2 separate regions of the Homo sapiens genome follow, and region 2 is linked to region 1. A link is an interaction called in ENCODE POLR2A ChIA-PET data of the cell type or tissue named here. Cell type or tissue: K562. All regions are shown on one strand. Each heading gives the region's core, and the rest is flanking DNA. Links, peaks and the distances in the headings are about the cores only. Region 1 has its middle 1.5 kb from the start of C1QA. Region 2 overlaps ZBTB40 (zinc finger and BTB domain containing 40).

Region 1 (2,904 bases), core at 405-2,904:
TCTCCTCCCTCCTCCTCCTCTTTTCCTCCTCCTGCCTCTGGCAAAATTTTCAGAAAACAAACAAACAAACAAAAACATGCTCATGAGAAGAAGCAGACAGATGTGGTCAGCCCAGGCCTGAACACATTGGTCTCCAGTCTGGGAGAGACAGAGCCTCTCTATCTAAAGAAAAGCATTCTCAGGGTCCAAGCTGACAATGATGCAGTGTGCCGTGCTGACAGGTAATGAGCATCCCATCAGTTAAGGTGAGTAAGGCTAGATGATCTGTTCAAACACTAGCAGCAATTGTCTCTAGATGGTAGAATTCACAGGCTTTTGTTGCTGGGTTTTGTTTTTTGTTTTTTTTTGAGATGGTGTTACAGGATCTTTGGGGTGTCATTTTCTGGCCGGAAACCTCTGTGGCTGGTGGCACCTTTGCCCAAGTTTTGCTCAGGCCCACTGGGCTTGTTTCACTCACTCCTCCTGGCAGGCAGCACTCAGCTCACATTACCAGCCTGGGTTCCACATCTGCCCAGGGCAAGTCAGGCATGGAACAGTGAAGGGTGTGTGAGTGAACATGGGGTCTGGCCACTGCACACAGTCAGACATGCCGGCTGCTGCAGCGGGGTGAGCAGCTCCAGGTGCCAGCATGGGCGCCAGCTCTCTGAGAGGTTGTGGCTAGACCAAGTACACCACAAGCAGCTTCCACAGCTGGCACCGGGGAACACGGTGGCACCCAGAAGCTTCGAGATGCCAGGAACCACAGGGCCCCGAAAAGGGAGTCACAGCTCCAGCTTGGGGAGCTCCCAGGTCTGGGTTCCCCAGAGGGCCGCAGCTCTTCTTTCCTTCCCTTCACCTGCATCATGGCAAGCAAGGGGCATGTTTCAGCCTTGTTTGTGTTACAGCTCTTTCAGCCCCACCATTTGATGGGTCCCAAGTTCTTATCCTGCAACCAGGAAGAATGAGGTATGCAGACAAGTGGGGAGTGAGCAAGACGAAGAGGAGCTTTACTGAGCGATAGAACAGCTCAGCCTCCTGCAGAGCCTCCCTCAGGGGGCAGCTCCTTTCCACAGCCAGGGTGTCCTGATGAGTGTTCAGCTGCTAGCAGAGAGGAGACCCTGGAATGGGAAGCTCCTCTCTGCAGGCAGGTCATCCTGTCGACTTTCCAGCTCTCAGAAGAGGGAAGACCCTGGAATGGGAAGCTCCTTTCTGCAGGCAAGTTGTTCTGCCATCTCTGCAGCTCTCAGCAGAGAGGAGGCCCTGGAGCGGGTAGCTCCTCTCGGCAGCTGGTCATCCAATGTCTGCCCAGCTCTGGCTGAGCCTGAAGCTTTCATGAGCCTCAGAGAGGAGGAAGTGCATACTGATTGGTCCATGGGTGGCTATAGGCAAGCCCAGAAAATACACCATAAGTTCCCACTCTGGTGTGTGGGACTGGCAGCCTGGCCCCCAGCCTTGAGGCCCTCCCTGGCTTGAAGGTAGGGCCTCACCAGGGACCCATCCCCTTCCACCCAGGAGCCTGTCTGTCTCCTGCTGCTGTTCATGGTGCCCAGGCTGTTCATGCCAAGGAGCGTCTGCAGGCCAGTGCCGAGCTGCCCTCAGTTTCCCCTTGGCTTTCCTTCCATGCTAGTCAGTGCCCAAAGTCCAGAGGGGGCCAAGGCAGCAGGGGTCTAGTGTGTCAGCACTGCCCCAAGCATGCCCACACCCAGCCAGGCTGCGACAGCACCCAGGCTCAGCACCAACTTTGCTCTAAGATCAGAGTGGGCGCCAAGAGGAGGGAGAAGCCAGGCAGTGGGAGCAGACACTTCTGAGCCTGAAGGGTGGGGCGGGGGGCCTTCCCGGGCCCCCAAGATTGCAGGGATGCCTGGGTCCACAGCTGCAGTTTAGGCAGCTGCAGCTGCATGGGGGATGGCGGGGGCCCCCACCTGCTCCATGAAGCAGGATCAGCTGTGGTTTGGCAGCTGCAGTGGTTCCCAGGAGGGCGGGGTTCCCACTGTCCCCAGCTCCCACTGGCTACATGGAGCATGCAGCCCTGGCCGTGCCTCCCTGCTGCAGCCAGTGTGATGACAGCAGCCATTCCAGACGGCCCGCCATTGCCATCTCTTTTTTTTTTTTTTTTTTTTGAGATGGGGTCTTGTTCTGTCTCCCAGGCAGGAGTGCAGTGGTAAGATCAAAGCTCACTGCAGCCTCAACCTCCTGGGCTCTAGCAATCCTCCCAGCTCAGCCTCCCAAATAGCTGGGACTACACAGGTGCATGCTACCACACCTGGCTATTTTTTAAATTTTTAGTAGAGATGGAGTTTCACCATGTTGGCCAGGCTGGTCTCGAACTCCTGACCTCAAGTGATCCGCCTGCCTTGACCTCCCAAAATGCTGGGATTACAGGCGTGAGCCAAAGCACCTAGACTTGCTGTTTTTTTAAATGTTGGCAAAAGCTAGTGACTAAGTGTTCACCATGTGCCAAGTGTTTTGTATGTGCAAGTCATTAAAATGTTATAATAATCAGATGATATAGGACCCCGTTCCCAGTGTACAGATAAAACTGAGGGCTCAGGAGGTCAAGTAATTTCCCAAAGACATGCAACTAGGAAGCAGCAAGTCTAGAAACAGATTGCTGTGCTTCCTTCTCACCAATGCACTGTTCTTTCTTCTTTGTATTTTCCAAGCTTTTGGCAATGAATTGCATGTCACTTTCATAATCATGAAAAGTCCTACAAGGGACAGATTTTTTTAAAGATTCCTTCCGCTCTGGTGTTCTGTGCTTCGCTGGTTCTCAGAACCTCACCCTGCACGGCCTCCACCCCACATCCTCACAGGCACTGGCCTCACTGCCCCCACTCCCACACCAGCTGTTGCTGGGGCAGGACGCCCAATGTCCCAGTCTTGCTGAAGTCTGCTTGAAATGTCCCTGGTGAGCTTCTGGCCACT
Region 2 (2,904 bases), core at 172-2,671, 170 kb before region 1:
CCTTGGGAGGCCAAGGCAGGAGGATCCCTTGAACCCAGGAGTTCGCGAGCAGCCTGGGCAACATAGGGAGACCCTGTCTACAAATCAAAAAATTAGTCAGGTGTAGTGGCTCATGCCTGTAGTCCTAGCTACCTGAGAGGCTGATGCGGGAGGATTGCTTCAGCCCAGGTGGTCAAGGCTGCAGTGAGCCAAGGTCGCACCACTGTACTTCAGCCTGAGTGACAGAGCAAGACCCCATCTCAAAAAAAAAAAAAAAGAAAAGAAGCTAATACTTATTGAGCATTTACTGTTGACAGTCACTTTGCTAAAGCAATTCAGGTGCATTCTCTCATTTCATCTTCACACTAAAACTATAAGGATGTTAAGGCTCACAGTGATTAAAGTGATATGCCCAAGGTCACCGAGTAAGTGTTCAAGTTAGTTCTGCCAAATCCGAGTCCACGGTCTAAAACACTATTTCCCAATTAAATACTGTCACTGAAAAACTTTTGATTCCATGTTTTGATTTGCGTTTCTTTAATTATTCACCAGGCTGAATTTTTAATCAGTTTATTGACTTTTAATTTTTTGTGAATTATCTATATTTTTCTTTTTAAAATTTAAAATGTTAATGTTTCCTTTTTTTTTTTTTTTTTTTTTTTTTTTGGAGACAGGATGTCGCTCTGTTGCGTATGCTGGAGTGCAGTGACACAATCATGGCTCACTGCAGCTTGAAACTCCTGGGCTCAAGTGATCCTCCTCCCTCAGCCTTCCAACTAGCTGGGAGTATAGGCATGTGCCACCATGCCTGGCTGGCTTTTTTTTTTTTTTTTTTTTTTTTTTTTTAGTTTTTGTAGAAATGGGGTCTCACTCTGTTGCTTAAGCTGATCTCGAACTCCTGGGCTCAAGTAATCCTCCTGCCTTGGCCTCCCAAAATGTTGGGATTATAGGCATGGGCTGCCATGCTTGGTGTTTCCTTATTGATTTGTATAATCTTTCTTTTTTGGTTTGTTTAGTAGGGACAGGGTCTTGCTCTATCACTCAGGCTGGAATACAGTGGCACAATCATAGCTCACTATAGCCTTGACTGCCTAGGCTCAAGTAATGTCCCCACCTCAGCTACCTGAACAGCGAGGACTACAGGTGTACTCCACCACACTTGGCTAATTTTTTGGTATTTTTTTTAGAGATGGAGTGTCACTATGTTGCCCAGGCTAGTCTTGAATTCCTTGTCTCAAGGGATCCTCCTGCCTTGGCCTCCCAAAGTGCTGGGATTATAGGCATTGAGCCACTGTGCCTGGTTGTCACTTCCTTTAAGCCATGAAGTGTTCACTGGTTTATCATTTATGTTTTAATTTTGTTGATGGTGTTTTGTTTTAAAGCTTACATTTTTATGTAGTCAAATCTATTGATCATTTGTGAATTTCTTCTGTTTCCTTTATGCGTAGAAAAGCCTCTTCCAGTTATGTTTTCATTAATGTATTACTTCTTTTTTTTTAAGAGACACAGTCTCACTATGTTGCCCAGGATAGAGTGTGGTGTCTGTTCGCAGGTGTGATCAAAGAGCACTACAGCCTTGGCCTCCTGGCCTCAAGCCATTCTCTTGTGCCAGCCTCCTGAGGAGCTGGGACTACAGGTACATGCCATTGCACCCGGCTATATTAATAGTCACCTAAATGTTTTTGAGGTCAAGTCACAAATCCACCTGATAGGGTTTTTTTGTTTTTTTGTTTTTTGTTTTTTTTTATGAGACGGAGTCTTACTCTGTCACCCAGGCTGGAGTGCAGTGGTGCGATCTTGGGTCACTGAAACCTCCGCCTCCTGGCTTCAGGCAATTTTCCTGCCTCAGCCTCCTGAGTAGCTACCACGCCCGACTAATTTTTGTATTTTTAGTAGAGACGGGGTTTCACCATGTTGGTCAGGCTGGCTTTGAACTCCTGACCTTAAATGACCGCCTGCCTTGGCCTCCCAAAGTGCTGCTATTACAGGTGTGAGCCAGTGTGCCCGGCCCCACCTTATAGTTCTAGTGGCAGTGGATTGGGAAATTTGTAATCATATGTTTGCATATATTTTGGGCAGTTTTATGACTTAAAGATAGTTATTTTTTTGCTGAAAGAGCCATCAGTGGTTGAATTTTAATCAACATTCGAAGAAAAAAATGATAAACAGGCTGTATAACCAGCCTAGTGCTTCAGCAGCATGTGAGATGCATGGAAGCCCTCCCCACTGAAGCCCTGTTGTGTGTACTTAGGAGTTTGGTATCTTGGTTCAAATACTGGCTTAAAAGCTCAGAAACCTGGATCCTGGTTCTGGCCCTGCTGTTGCCTGTTATAGATTTATGACTTGAGCAGGTCACTTGATTTCTATCAATTCTTTCATCTGTAAAATAATAGGGCTGAATTACATAATCTCTGAGGATAATTCTAGTTGCATAATTCTGACTGTTATCCTTCTGATAAGGAATCATTTCATGTACATTTGGTATCGATAAGTTTTTTATAAAGTTTTAAGTGGCATGAAGGAAGGGAGAGTAGTAACAAGTGAATGAAGTGTGTGGGAGAAAGGAGTGGGTGGGGGAACAGAGAAAGGGAACAAGGAATGAGTCTGCCACAGCCAGTGTATGGCAGATGGCCCAGAAGGAAGCTAGAAGGGGGATAAATCTGAAGTGAGCTGGGAGCTTCATTGGGCTTCGGCTTCTTGAAGGAGGAGTAGTTCTGATCTGGTATAGACAGATGTCCCGAGCGTCAAAAGAAAAGCCTATGGTCAGGGCCAGTAGGAGGGTACTCTGAGAGAAAGAGACTGAAAAATTAGCACATGGTCATGATTATTAGATACCTGCCAAAAGTTATCTCAAAGACAAAGCAATGCAACTATATCAATAGAAACTGGAGCCACAGAAGAGTCTAGGAACCCCGTAATAGACGA

Evidence for each region. Peaks named below come from ENCODE experiments on the same cell type or tissue, not always from the same donor. Only the 100,000 strongest peaks of a DNase experiment are listed, where the experiment ranks them.
Region 2: POLR2A ChIA-PET joins it to region 1 with 10 read pairs; 2 of 35 experiments call an interaction of 5 or more read pairs at or near these places.

Annotation. Positions count from the first base shown.
Region 1 is chr1:22,633,651-22,636,554 of GRCh38, forward strand. It overlaps a transcript of C1QA not described here. Among named protein-coding and RNA genes, the nearest start is that of C1QA, 1.5 kb to the right of the region's middle. In K562, for the core only: no CTCF peak of the experiment used is centred there; no DNase peak of the experiment used is centred there; H3K27me3 peaks cover 700 bases.
Region 2 is chr1:22,467,848-22,470,751 of GRCh38, forward strand. All of the region lies in intron 1 of ZBTB40 (zinc finger and BTB domain containing 40), which reads left to right. Among named protein-coding and RNA genes, the nearest start is that of ZBTB40, 17 kb to the left of the region's middle. In K562, for the core only: no CTCF peak of the experiment used is centred there; no DNase peak of the experiment used is centred there.